Regions from separate parts of the Homo sapiens genome. Here all the other regions are linked to region 1. A link is a contact called in ENCODE Hi-C or POLR2A ChIA-PET data. All regions are on one chromosome and are shown on one strand. The core of a region is the stretch at or near the end of the contact, and the rest is flanking DNA. Distances in the headings are between cores, read along the strand shown.

What was found. Hi-C counts contacts between places; a loop is a spot of excess contacts on that map. ChIA-PET counts read pairs that join two places held with the same protein, here RNA polymerase II (POLR2A). Pooled maps may share reads with other maps.
Region 2: a pooled map shows a loop between it and region 1 (6-fold over the local background). The contact joins the promoter of ZNF614 here to the promoter of ZNF766 in region 1. A Hi-C loop is called at or near these places in 1 of 37 single-sample maps with no recorded cell type and 9 of 50 pooled maps. POLR2A ChIA-PET finds 5 or more read pairs at or near these places in 1 of 52 experiments (activated B cell).
Region 3: a loop to region 1 is called in a map of naive thymus-derived CD4-positive, alpha-beta T cell, with 18 times the contacts of the local background. The contact joins the promoter of ZNF578 here to the promoter of ZNF766 in region 1. A Hi-C loop is called at or near these places in 1 of 168 maps with a recorded cell type or tissue (naive thymus-derived CD4-positive, alpha-beta T cell) and 4 of 50 pooled maps. POLR2A ChIA-PET finds 5 or more read pairs at or near these places in 1 of 52 experiments (naive thymus-derived CD4-positive, alpha-beta T cell).
Region 4: a map of CD4-positive, alpha-beta memory T cell shows a loop between it and region 1 (14-fold over the local background). The contact joins the promoter of ZNF841 here to the promoter of ZNF766 in region 1. A Hi-C loop is called at or near these places in 1 of 168 maps with a recorded cell type or tissue (CD4-positive, alpha-beta memory T cell), 3 of 37 single-sample maps with no recorded cell type and 13 of 50 pooled maps. POLR2A ChIA-PET finds 5 or more read pairs at or near these places in 4 of 52 experiments (HepG2, WTC11, activated T-cell and 1 more).

Annotation. Positions count from the first base shown.
Region 1 is chr19:52,267,820-52,271,145 of GRCh38, forward strand. ZNF766 (zinc finger protein 766) reads left to right here and starts at 1,768. Exons shown (of 4, transcript NM_001010851.3): 1 at 1,768-1,812. The coding sequence starts at 1,795. LOC124904763 (a long non-coding RNA gene) reads right to left here. Exons shown (of 4, transcript XR_007067331.1): 4 at 1,425-2,422. RefSeq lists enhancers at 1,509-2,054, 1,977-2,271, 2,705-2,774 and a silencer at 1,565-1,794.
Region 2 is chr19:52,026,613-52,029,938 of GRCh38, forward strand. It overlaps ZNF614 (zinc finger protein 614), which reads right to left and starts at 1,767. Exons shown (of 5, transcript NM_025040.4): 1 at 1,630-1,767. It overlaps LOC112268244 (a long non-coding RNA gene), which reads left to right. Exons shown (of 2, transcript XR_002958414.2): 2 at 500-3,168. RefSeq lists enhancers at 254-1,024, 1,495-2,254.
Region 3 is chr19:52,451,959-52,455,284 of GRCh38, forward strand. ZNF578 (zinc finger protein 578) reads left to right here and starts at 1,595. Exons shown (of 6, transcript NM_001099694.2): 1 at 1,595-1,649. It also overlaps a transcript of ZNF534 not described here and the pseudogene LOC441862. RefSeq lists an enhancer at 1,037-2,236.
Region 4 is chr19:52,094,017-52,097,342 of GRCh38, forward strand. It overlaps ZNF841 (zinc finger protein 841), which reads right to left and starts at 1,749. Exons shown (of 7, transcript NM_001136499.2): 1 at 1,559-1,749.

The sequences.
Region 1 (3,326 bases), core at 518-3,017:
AGCCTGGCCAACATGGTGAAACCCCGTCTCTACTAAAAATACAAAAAATTAGCTGGGCATGGTGGCAGGCGCCTGTAATCTCAGCTACTCGGGAGGCTGAGGCAGGAGAATTGCTTGAACCCGGGAGGCAGAGGTTGCAGTGAGTGGAGGCCATGCCACAGCACACCAGCCTGGGCAACAGAGCGAGACTCCAACTGAAAAAAATAAAAATAAAAAATGCTGATATGTCATCTCGTATCCATCTTTGTGACATATCACTATATCCTCATTTTAACCTGCTAATATTTTAAATATGTTCATTTTCATATCTAAACATGATCATACTTCAAGATGGATGAAGGGATCCAAAAATAGGGATATAAGGCCGGGTGCGGTGGCTCACGCCTGTAATCCCAGCACTCTGCAGGCCAAGGTGGGCAGATGATCACCTGAGGTCAGGAGTTTGAGACCACCCTGGCCAACATGGCAAAACCCCATCTCTACTAAAAATCCAAAAATTAGCCAGGCGTGGTGGCACGCGCCTGTAATCCCAGCTACTCGAGAGCCTGAGGCAGGAGAATTGCTTGAACCCAGGAGGTGGAGGTTGCAGTGAGCTGAGATCGTGCCATTGCACTCCAGCTTGGATGACAGAGTTAGACTCTGTCTTAAGAAAAAAAAAGTTGGGGGGGTGAGATATCAGAGAAAAGCATACTTATTAGTACCTGTTAATTCAAAAATATTGCCATAAAATTATTGCCGGCAGACGTAAGGCTATTTAAAATTTGATAATCTAGTTTTACTTCTATCAGGGTTCTATAAAAGAATAATCGGCCTACCAAATACACTTAGAATTACTGCAGAGTTATTCTTTAGATCAATAAATACAATTGTCTTCTGAAGACTATTTTAAGGGCTTTGTTATCTACAGGGGCCAGTACATTGAAGAAGAGAAAACAAACAAGATTTAAGAGATTATAATTTTTAAAATAAAAAGTATGTTTACTTATTACTTTCAGAATGCACCTAAAGTGAATCTGAAATTACAGTATTTTTAGAAAATATTGACCTAAGCCTCAGCCTCCCAAGTAGCTGGGATTATAGGCGTGTGCCATCACGCCCGGCTAATTTTTGTATTTTTAGTAGAGACGGGGTTTCTCCATTTTGGTCAGGCTGGTGTCGAACTCCTGACCTCCAGTGATACGACCGCCTCGGCCTCCCAAAGTGCTGGGATTACAGGCGTGAGCAACCGTGCCCGGCCTCTATTGCTTTTTTAAAAGCAATAGCTGGTGACCTGACTTCTCACCGGCCTTAGCACTCCACGCCCCAGATGTGGCCCAGGAAACTCTTTGGAACTCTCTACTCCAGAGTGAATGGGGAATAGAAATGGAGAGGATTTCTATGCTATTCTGTGGGGCGTCAGCGTGAAATTACACATTCTGCACAGGTTGAGTTTGCATATTGTATTTTAGTTTGCATTCCTTTCACAGACAATTTAAGGGATTTTCAATTAAATTTCTAAATTTTAATTGAATTCCTTAATTTTAATTGTGGGAACTTTCCTGGATCCAAACAACAGACGTTGACCCTCCTAGTGAGATCCCAGGTCACAAACCGTGGAGCGGCTCCAGCCTGACTGGCAAGTGTGGCTTGCAAAACGCGGAAAACCGAGACACGCCCAGAGATAGGAGGAGGGAAGTGCAGGCCCCGTCCAATAAGTATTCAGGCCCCGCCCGCCACGTCGCTGGCCACGCCCCGGCCCGGCCTCTCCGTTCGCGCGCAGCCGCCTGCAGACCCGGAAGTGGATGGCGTGGAGATATGGCGCAACTGCGGCGCGTGAGTTTTCCTTTGTTTAGATTAAGTGTTCGCTTAGCGGTGCCCTCACGCTTCTGTACCCGGGATGTGGGGGGCGGTACAGACCTTGAAATCCCCGCACCGCTCTCTCCACCCCGAGTAAATTCATGCGTCCCGTCAGAGTGTTAAAATCGCCCTAGGGCTGGTTCTGTCTCCGGTCGTTCTGCCGTAGGGCTGCGTAGGCAGCTGCTTTCGCGCCGTTTTCCTGCTTAAAACCCTTCAGTGACCCCTCCGCCAGCCCCGCGCCACGTAAAGTCCCCGCCTGCGAGGCGGATCCACGCCCTCCGGGTCCCAAGCCTCGTCCTTGTCGGCCCCTGGGGCGCAGCGCCGCAGCCGCCATTCGGGAGGGGCCGCGTCCTCTGCCTGGTCTGGGGATTCTGCAGACCCCACCCCTGATCTGCCTGCCGCCGTAGTCCTCCTTGGGCCGTTCCCTTCTGTCCCCAGGCCTTTTCGCAGTCACGGCTTCTCCGGATCCTGTGTTGGGGGAGGTGGCCGGGACCTATCTCAGGGCACCCAGTGTTCTTCCGTCCCAAATTCCTCCCATTGGAAACTGTGCTCTTGAGGAGGTGGGTATTTTATTCCAGTCCCCTCCCTGTGAATGTGAAGTGAAAGAGAGATGGAGAGCGAGGTAGAGGAAACAGAAAAATTTAGAGAGAAAATAATGAGGAAGATCCATAACAAGACGGCAACGCAGAGGGAGGGTGAGAGATTTGCAAAGTGAAAGAAGCACCCCAGGAAGTAGCAGGGAGAGAAAAGCAACTCGAGAAATGTAGAGAAAAGTTCTATTTCTAGACAGATGAAGGACAGCAAGGTAGGGAGAGGGGCAGCAAAGCGGGAGGCTCCTCAGACAAAGTTGGGGAGAGGAGGAGGGATTTGGAGCCAGGGCAGACCGAGCAGCGTGGTGCTGGCACAGCAAGAGGGGGCAGCCGGTGACAAGGAGGGCAAAGGGAGAACCACCCCAGAGATCTGGGGTTGCCAGACAGTAGGGACAAGGGGGCGTGACAGAGAAGAGGGAATTTAACAGGAGGAGCACAGATGGGAGAAGAAAGAGGCAGAAATATATGGAGATTGGAGACAATCAAAAGATTGGAGAGAAAGAGCAACAAGAGGAAAAAAATTGCAAGATGGAGCAGATGAAGTGGAAAAGAAGGAATAGAGGGAAGAAGGGGAGAAACTGCGGGAGAGGAGAGGGGCTCAAAATCTCGGCTCACTGCAACCTTAGCCTCCTGAGTTCAAGCGATTCTCCTGCCTCAGCCACCCGAGTAGCTGGGACTACAGGCGCCCGCCAGCTCGCCTGGCCAATTTTGTATTTTTAGTAGAGACAGGGTTTCACCGTGTTGGCCTGACGGGTCGTGAACTCCTGAGACCTCAGGTGATCTGCCCACCTCGGCCTCCCATAGTGCTGGGATAACAGGCTTGAGCCACCTTGCCCGGCCTCCTCACATTTTATTAATTTGCTGGAATGGTTCCCAGAACTCAGAGAAAATTTTACTTAG
Region 2 (3,326 bases), core at 517-3,016, 240 kb before region 1:
CTACCCCGACACCTGTAAAGGGTCTCTGCTGAGGAGGATCAGTAAAAGAGGAAGGCCTCTTTGCGGTTGAGATAAGAGAAAGGCATCTGTCTCCTCCTCGTCCCTGGGAATGGAATGTCTCCGTGTAAAACCCCATTGTCTGTTCTATTTACTGAGATAGGAGAAAACCGCCTTAGGGCTGGAGGTGAGACATGCTGGTGGCAATACTGCTCTTTATTGTACCGAAATGTTTGTGTGCGTGCACATCAAGGCACAGCACGTTTCCTTAAACTTATTTATGACACAGAGACCTTTGTTCACATGTTTTCCTGCTGACCCTCTCCCCACTATTACCTTATTGTCCTGCCACATCCCCCTCTCCGAGGTGGTAGAGATAGTGATCAATAAATACTGAGGGAACTCAGAGACCAGTGCCAGCGTGGGTCCTCCGTATGCTGAGTGCTGGTCTCCTGGGCCCACTTTTCTTTCTCTATACTTTGTCTCTTATTTCTTTTCTCAGTCTCTCATCCCACCTGACAAGAAACACCCACAGGTTGTGGAGGGGTGGCCCCCTTCAAGGTGAATTCTCAGACAGATCAATTTTAGGAAAGAGAACACATGGAAGGCTCCAAGAATGTCTTTAAAAACCACGTGTGCCCATGTACTGGTTCGAAAGTCTCTGTAAGCTCTTTGGGTATACATACCTCGTGTCAAGACCAATGTACTAAGCAAATCACAAGAACTGTCTCATTTCACATTATGCGCTAAAGGAGTAACTTTACCCAAGAGAGCTTTGTCCTTTGCCCACAGTTCCTATGAGGCAAACTCTAAGCCTTTGGAATACGCTGCTTGATAAAACTGTCTTTGGTTATCAGGGCAATTTAAGCCATGCCAAATTGTCTATCCTAATAATGTGATTTACTGTGGGAGACCTTGGACCACGTGGTATTAGTTTGATATCTGGAGGAGCTGGAGATTGAAGTCAGCCTCATAGGCAGTCAATTGTGTGTGTGTGTGTTAACTGATATCCAATAAAACTCTGGACACCAAGGCCTAGGTGAGTGGCAACAATGGTTACAATGGCTGGCAATAATAATATAAGGGTGTATATATAAGAATATGATAATTTAAAAACGTATGAAGCAAAACAGAATGAGAGAGGATTAGACAATTCAACAATAATAATTGAAGACTACATTACCCTACTTGCAATAATAAAGAAAACAAATAGAAACTCAGCAAGGATACCGAAAACTTGAACAACATTATCAACCAACTAGACTTAACGAACATTTAACACTGCACTCAACAGCAGTAAAATAAACATTTTTTTCAAGAGCACATGTTATATTCTTCAGGAAAGATAATATCCCATGTGATAGCCTGAGATAGGGCCTCATGGGAAGGGAAAGACCTGACCGTCCCCCAGCCCAACACCCGTAAAGGGTGACTCACAAGGGCCCCAGACCCAGACAGAGTCGGACTCGTCGCTGATTTCCTCAGACTCTTCATCCCTACAGCCAAAGGACCCGTCATTAACGCCCCGCTTCCTCAGCGACTGCGTTCAAATACAGCCCCAATCAGGACGCTCCACGCACCATCGGTACACAGACCCACAGGCCGCGAGTCCATGCCCAGAACTCGACTCACCCGAGCCCGAACCTCTCCAGACACCACTGGCAGCGACAAAACGCCGCATCCACGTCCGAAAACGCTTCCTATTCAGACGCGCTCCTGCGCGGACTCCGGGAAGCTGAGCGGTAAAGACCGTGAAGCGAGGCGAGGACCACGGAGCCTGCCCGGGATCGCGAGTTCAGACTGCGGGCGCCGCTCTATGAGGTCACAGGGCTGCGCCCATCGCAGCGTTTCTGACAGGAGCGGCCATAATGGCTGTGGGAATCACTCTTAGTCACCTCAGTGCCTTTCTCTCTTCGTTGCAAGGGACACTCAAGAGTCGGGTGCCCAGCCAAGGCCAACACGGCGCAGTGGCATTCTATTCAGCCTGCTGTGGAAAAAAGATGGCGGCGCCCTTTGTGCCCATTATAGCTGAGAGTGGAGCCTTAGCTGGAGCACCATGGGCACGGCCATCTTAGAGGAAGGCAGCAGCCGTACGGCAGAGAAGATGCTCATATCCAGGACAATTTGGAAAAATAAACAAGGTTTGAAGAAGTCACGGTGCTGGCCAGGAAGCGGTCACAGAGTTGCCAAAACCAGTGGTCACTGAAAGTGTTAGATTTGGGGATAGGGCGGGGGTTCTGGGCTGGGTAAGGCTTTTGTGGGTTAGATTAGACTCTGACTGAATGGACGAAGCCGAGAACAGGAGTGATGCTCCATTAAATGCTAATACCCACATGGGGCTTGCTATTAAAACCACTGCCAGTGGGGAAGGGGATGAGGAGGTGAAGGTGCAACTGTGTTAATATCTACATGTTTCCTTCCAGAAGTAAAGGAAGATGACAGTGGGGCACTTAAGAATATGAAATTATTAGAATGCGATCATCCTACTTTGCAATGTTTCCAGATTTTTTAAAAAGTCACACTTAAAAAATATTAGTTCTATTTTTGCAGATGTTGGCGTTGTAACTGTAGAAGATTTAAGTAAATATTGTATTTTTGGAAGGCAACCTAGAGCCAATTTAATTTTTTCGTTTTCTTTGACACAGCAATTCTAAAAGCTATCTAGGCAAATCTGTCTTAATATTAACCACAACTTTTGTAATTTACAAAAAAAGGGAATTACAATGAGAGATGAATACTTTGGTAAATTATGGAACATCTGCTGAACTGTAAGAGTATATATCAATTTAAAAGAATATGCTACAATTGTTTTATAAAAAAGAAAACTTTGTCAGAGGACAAAAAAATGATCTGCAGGATAGTATATATTTTATGGTCTTGTTATTGGAAGAAATCATAAACATCTTTTGGAAAATTGTGATTGGTTAAACAAGACATTTAGTTTGAATTAATATTGTTTGTGTTCATAGGTAGAGAATGCCATGTTTTTACTTGAAAAATATTCCCAATTTATACTTAATTTTACTATCTTTGTACCATAATCATGAATATATTATAAAACATGTTGATCTTAGAAAATAGGTATGATGATGTATAATAAGTTCATGGCATGATAAATGCAAAATAGGCTGTTTTCTTTCAGAAAATAAATATGCTCATGCATTTGAAAAATTCTGGAGAATATACTAACAATATTTGACTGTTCCGTACAATTATGGTGACTTAAAATTTCTTCATTTTACTTACGTTTTGTAATTTCTAGAGAATAAGAATTTCATGTTCGTATTTCTTGAGTGTTATAACATATTCCATCCAGGATTAAATTTCAG
Region 3 (3,326 bases), core at 345-2,844, 180 kb after region 1:
CAGAAAACGAGAAGTCATACCTTTTTCTTAAAAACAAAGAGTTTTTGCTTAAAGTGTTTTGGTGTTTTACACTTCTGTAAACTTACTAGCTTTACCTTCTAAAAGTACTGCATTTTTTTTTTATGATCAAAGAAGAGATCATTTAAAAAAAGCATTTCTTTGTGTTTGGATCACAAAGAAACTTTGTTTTTCTGCAGTTGATGGTTATTTGTAAATCTACTTTGTGGTGACCTGATGTAAACAGTGTCTTCTTAAATGTACATCAATTACAGATTAAAAAAAAAATCCTGTATTATTTAACTCAAGAAATGATACCCCTTCAGCAACTTAAAAAAAAAAGTTTGTTTTTGTTTTGTGCGTGTGTGTGTTTTCTTTTTTTTGTTTTGTTTTTTTGGAGACGGAATTTCACTCTTGTTGCCCAGGCTGGATGGCAATGGCCCGATCTCTGCTCACCGCACCTTCCAACTCCTGGGTTCAAGCAATTCTCCTGCCTCAGCCTCCCGAGTAACTGGGATTACAGGCATGCGCCACCACGCCCGGCTAATTTTGTATTTTTAGAAGACACAGGATTTCTCCATGTTGGTCAGGCTGGTCTCCAACTCCCAACCTCAGGTGATCCGCCCGCCTCGGCCTCGCAAAGTGCTGGGATTACAGGCGTGAGCCAACGTGCCTGGCCCTGTGTGTTTTATAAGAGAGACTGGGACTCACTCTGTTGCCCAGGCTAGTCTTGAACATTTAGCCTCAAGTGATCCTCCCATCTCAGCCTCCCAAAGTGCTAGGATTAGAAACATGAGCCAACACACCCAGCCAAAAATCGTCTTTTCTATTTACATTCAGAGTGCGTGTAAATTTGAAATTCACTCTACGTATCGAAATTATTGACATTATGATGTCAATAAAGTTTATCGCAGAGACGTTTGAGGTTAATTCATCTGAAGTTTGGAATAGAGTAACAGGTATAAGGGAGAGCTATTTATATCTATTGTTTAAAAGTTTAAGAGTCATTTATATCTATCATCTAAAAGTTTTAGCTTTCCTTTTTAAAAGCAACATTTGGTGACCTAACTTATCCCTGGCGTTAACCCTCCATGCCCAAGGCGTTGTCCCTGGGAAATTGTCAGGAGCTGAGCACAGGGTTGATCCTCACCCTCCAGAGTGTAGGGGGAATAGAAAAGGAGAGGATTTCTACTCTGTTCTGTGGGACGACAGCATCAAATTGCATGTTCCGCCCAGGCAGGGCTTTGCATTTCATATTCTAGTTCGCTTCCTCTCCCAGACAATTCCAGGGCTTTTAAATTAAAATACTAAAATTAACTTTAATTGCAGGAACTATCTTAGGTCCAATCACTGTCCCCTACTTTGACCCTCTCATAGAGATCCCAGGTCCCAGACTGCTTGGCTGCTGGTCACCGATAGGGTCTTTCCTCAAAAACCTGGAGAACAGACGCGCCCAGAGACAGGCCGAAGGCAGCGCAGACCCCGCCCCTCACCGCCCCACCCTCTCTTCTCTCGGGTCTCGCCCATCCCTGGCCTCAGCTGCGCGCGGTTTCCTGGAAACCCGGAAGTGAATCATGGGGCGTGAACTCGCAAGCGCAGTTTCCTGAAGACCCGGAAGCCGATCGCGTGGGGAGCCGGTCTTGGAGCAGCGGGTGAGTTTCCCTTTGTCTAGATTAGATCCGCTTCCAGCGCTTCTGTACCTGGTGTTGGCGGAGGGGTTCTTACGGATCTTAAAATCCTCCCGCCGTTCCCTCCATCCTAGGTATATTAATACGTCGCCAAGAAATTCGGAGGTTAAAATCGCTTGGAGGCTGCTGGTCCTTTCCCTGAGCTCTCTGCCTTCGGGCCACGTAGACGCTTTTCGTCCCGTTTACCTGCTTAAAACCCTTTACTGACCACTCCTTCGGTCCCGCGTCATGTAAAAGCCCTCACCCATGAGGTGTATTCACGCCCAGTGGGTCCTCCAAGCCTCGCCCTTCTGGCCTCTTGGAGCTCGGTCCCGCAGTCTCGATGCATCAGCGCCGTGTCCTCTGCCCGGCCCTGGGATTTTGGAAACCCCACCCCTCTCCTAATCCACCCCCAACCTTGTCCTCCTTGGGCTGGGCCCTTGTGTTCCCCAGGTTTCCCCTTCACAACCCACATTCCTTACCCCGCATTGAGGGAGGTGACGGGGCCTGGCTTTTGACACTCAGTGTTTTTCCGTTCCAAATTGCACCCGCTGGAAAATGTGCTCTTCCAGAGGAAAAACGATTGATTTATTCTTTCCTCCTCTGAAACTCAACACGGTAGTAAACACTGAACCCAGAATACTTCACTTGTGGTCACCGAATGTGTGGGGATTTCTCCCCACTAACAAGCAGTTCTCTATCAGACATCAACTCGGTGTCCCATAATTTACCTCACTTCTGACAGCTGTACCTGGTGTAAGCATCGGATCCCACAGATTAAAGGCTCAGTCCACAAGACTTCTCCACTTCAGATGTCGGTTACAAGTCCCAGATTGGAACCTGAACTTCTAAGCTACTGGATATAAATTGAGGATTCCCATGACCCAGTCTTCAGTATTTATTAATTTGCCAGAGTAGCTCACAGAACTCAGAAACGTTTTAGTTGGGTTTACTCATTTGTTTTAAAGGATATTACAAAGGTTGCAGATAGACAGATGGAATAGCAGTTCTAGAAAATTAGTTGAATGCAGGAGAGGATTTGGGAACCGTGGTGTTTATCTGGTCAGTCAGAAGTAGAGGTGAAAACTACTACTTGTGTACAGCTTCTAAGGTGAAGGGTAGTCTTGTGGGACTGAGCTTTTCACCCATGGGATCTGACACTATCTCCTTGTAGATAGTGTAAGAATTGAGTTAAATTTTAGGATTCCCAGGTGGAAGTCTGCAAGGAACTGGTCAGTGTAGGGAAACCACACATTTTCTTGACCAGAAGTAAAGTATCCTGTGTTGAGCACGAGAGCAATGAAAACAGTTTGGTTTTTTCCTGTCTCAGTGAAGGGAAGATATTTGTAACAGGCTCACTTACCTGTCTCAAGCCCCGTGCTTTCTACTCAGTATTGACTGGGAAGGATCTGTCCCTGCTCTTTGTTTTAATTTTCTTGATGTCATCTTCATCTCTTACCGTTTTTCTCTGCTGATGTGTCCTGACTCACTGTTTTCTGAATGTGGGAATGACCCACAGCTTAGTCCTCCAACCACTTTTCCTCTCTGTCCACGTCTACTGCCTTTCTATCTTTTTTTTTTTTTTTTTTTTTTTGAGATGGAGTTTTGCTCTTGTTGTCCAGGCTGGATTGCAATGGTGTGATCTTGGCTCACCGCAACCTC
Region 4 (3,326 bases), core at 499-2,998, 170 kb before region 1:
ACAAAGCCAAAAAAAACACCAAAGACATATCTTGTAGTGACAGTCAGTCATTTCTTGCCCCATTTCTCCCCTCCTTTATGCTCTACTCCATCATTGGGAAGAAGAGAGTTACCACAAATAACTGGATCAAGTCACTGCCCTCTGGCTAAATAGGAATTCCAAATATCTTTTGATACAAATACATACAAAATGCACAAGGCTTATAGAAAAAACTTTGGTGATTTTCATCCTCATGAGTACAACTTAAACATATTTCAAATCAGAGTATAAAGCCACAAATCAATATATTACAACCACCATCCATATCCAATCAACTGTCACGCATCTGGATGGGGTCCTCTCCCGCTTTCTTCACGGCTATGTGTTTCCCTCTCTCATTCTGAGCGTCTTTTTTTTCTCCTTTTCTGTTTTGCACCCCTTTCTTTATTCCCTCTTTTATGTCTGTTCTGCCCAATGCTCTGCAACTTACTTCACCTCTCGTAGCTCTTTCTCCCCAATCTTTCCGATTGTCCCCAATCTCCACGTATTTCTGCCTCTTTTCCCCCATCTAAGCTCCCTCTCTGCTCTCCTTGTTAAATTCCCTCTTCCCTGTTACATCTCCTTTGTTCCCACTCTCTAGCACCCCCAATTTCCTAGGCTTACTCCCTGCTGTGGTTCTCCCTCTACTCTGCTTGTCACCCACTGCCCTCTCTCCCTCTCTTTCAGTCCCAGCACCACGTAGCTCTGTCAGCCGCGGCTCCAACTCTTTCACCTTCTCCCCACTGTCTGTCTGTCTGCAGTGCCTCCTCCTTTGCCGCCCCACTCTATTTTGCTGCCCTTCATCTCTCTGAAGGTCCCCTTTTTTTCTAAATTTCTCTGTGTGCTTTTCTCCCCCTGCTACTTTTTCCATCCGTTCTCTTTCACTCTTGCTCTCTTTGCAAGTCCCTAAAGTATCATCCATTTTGCCGTGTATTTATGGGTCTCCCTCATTCTTTTCTCCTCAGTTTTTCCTTTTGCTCCGTCGTTCCCCGTCTTTTCCTCTCCTGATCCCTCTCACCCACACATTCGGGAGGAAAGGGGAGGAATAGGATGCCCACCTCCCGGAAGAGCACATTTTCCAGTGGAGTAAAATTTGGGAAGGAAGAACACTGGGTGTCACAAGACAGACTCAGGTAACCTGTCCCAACGGGGAGTCAAGAAAAGCAGTGGCTGTGAAGGGGAAGCCTGGGGAGCGGAAGGACCCGGCGTGAGGACGACACGAGGTGGCGCGGAGAACGATGTCTCACGACAGGGAGGGTCTGCAGAATCCCAGGACGTGGGAGGAGAAGCGGCTCCTTCAGGAGCCGGACAGTGGGCGCTCCCCTCCAGGGGCAGACGACGGAGGAGCTCGGGGATCGCGAAGGGCGCTAGTCCACATCCCGAATGAGGACTCGACTTGGCGCGGGGCCCAAGCAGAGGGTTTTAAGCGGGAACACTACCTGAATGGGGTTGTCTACATGGTCCTAAGGAAGAAAGGCAGAGAGCAAGGAACGGCCTCAGAGAGATTTTAAACCGAAAGGGAAGCAATTCTCCTACTTACTTGGGACGAAGGGGCTGTTGCGGGTATTTTAAGGTCCGTAGCGATCCCCAGGTCACGGGTATGGAGAACCGAGGACTGCGAAGTGCACGTTTAATCAAGGTAGACGAAGAGAAGCAAACGTTTAATCCAGGTAGACTGAAACACACTCATAGCGACGTGGCCTTTCCCCAGCGCGATCTGCTTCCGGGTGTGCAGGAAACTGGGCGCGGAAAGAAAAACTGGGCGGCCTGGGGGCGGGGCCTAGGCGGGGCGCGACTAGGAAAGGGCTGGGCGGAAAGACTGGCCTGACTTGGGAGTGGCCCGAAAGGGTGGTGGGAGGCCCAGGGCGGTAGGGGGCGTGACTAGGTGGGGCTTGGCTGGACCGAAAACTGGGATGAAGCGGGGCCTCCAGGGGTGGGCGGGGCCGAGGCGGGGCCTGTTCTCCACTCCGCCTCTCACCCAGCAGGATTTTGTTTTCCAGGTTTGGGAGTATTTGTGACTATTTCTTGTCCTGTGAAGCAGCGTTGCTCCTTGCCCATTTTAAATTAATGTTTCAGAATTTAAGGTTGAATCTTAAAGTTGTGGTCCACTTATACTGGAAACTAAGATGATTTATTCTTAACAAGTTGAACTGATTTAAGTCAAAACCGATTTTTCCGAGCCTGGTGGACTCCATCCAGTCTTACCAGAAAAGCTGAAGCTACTCAGTAGTCAGGGAACTGGGATCTCGGTGGGGATTGGATGTGGAGCAGTGACTGGATCCAGGAACCCAGAAGACATTATGCCAAGCGAAATGTGCTAGACACAGTGTAGAAAATGAAATAAGTAGAGGTTCCTCTTCAAAGGGACTTTCCTCCCAGTCTAATTGAGAATAGATAGTAACCTCTCTTAGAAGCAAAATTTACTCAAAGACCTGTGCTAATATTCTTAAATATCTGCTAGCCATAATAGATAAATCAATATACTCTGTGTTCTTAGCTCCCACATTTTAGCCTAGATATTTGCCCTGGCATGCCTGAATTGTTCCAAGCAAGCATTAGGTCACAGCCTATTCCTCTTCCTTATTTGGAAGTGTTTTTGCCTCTCTCAGCCTTCCACAAGTTACTTCCTCTCTTCCTTTGTTCTCCTCTGCCTTTGCCTCTTTTGGGAAGTTCTAAGGTGCTAGCCAATCAGGTCAAGCACAGAATTGGGTCCGATTCCAGCCAATGGAAACCAGACACAGCAGTAGGGTGGACGCGTCAGGTTATTATTATTATTATTTTTTTTGAGACGGAGTCTCGTTCTTTCGCCCAGGCCGGAGTGCAGTGGCGCTATCTCGGCTCACTGCAAGCTCTGCCTCCTGGGTTCACGCCATTCTCCTGCCTCAGCCTCCCGAGTAGCTGGGACTAGAGGCACCTGCCACTGCGCCCAGCTAATTTTTTGTATTTTTAGTAGAGACGGGGTTTCACTGCGTTAGCCAGGATGGTCTCGATCTCCTGACCTCGTGATCCGCCCACCTCGGCCTCCCAAAGTGCTGGGATTACAGGCATGAGCCACCGCGCCCGGCCAGATGCGTCAGGTTATAAATGACCCTTCTCTTTTGTTCATGTGTACTCTCGTGGCAAGACTGCTAGTGAGCAGCACCCTTTCTGCAGAAAGTAAACTAGCCTTGCTGAGAGATCCTTTGTCTCAGTGTTGATTTTTGCGACACTGAGCACCCGTTCCCAACACACACAAAGAAACATACTTCATGCACTTACTTACACGTGCTAAGTACAAACATCAAATTCAGAGTAACAAAGTAGAAGGG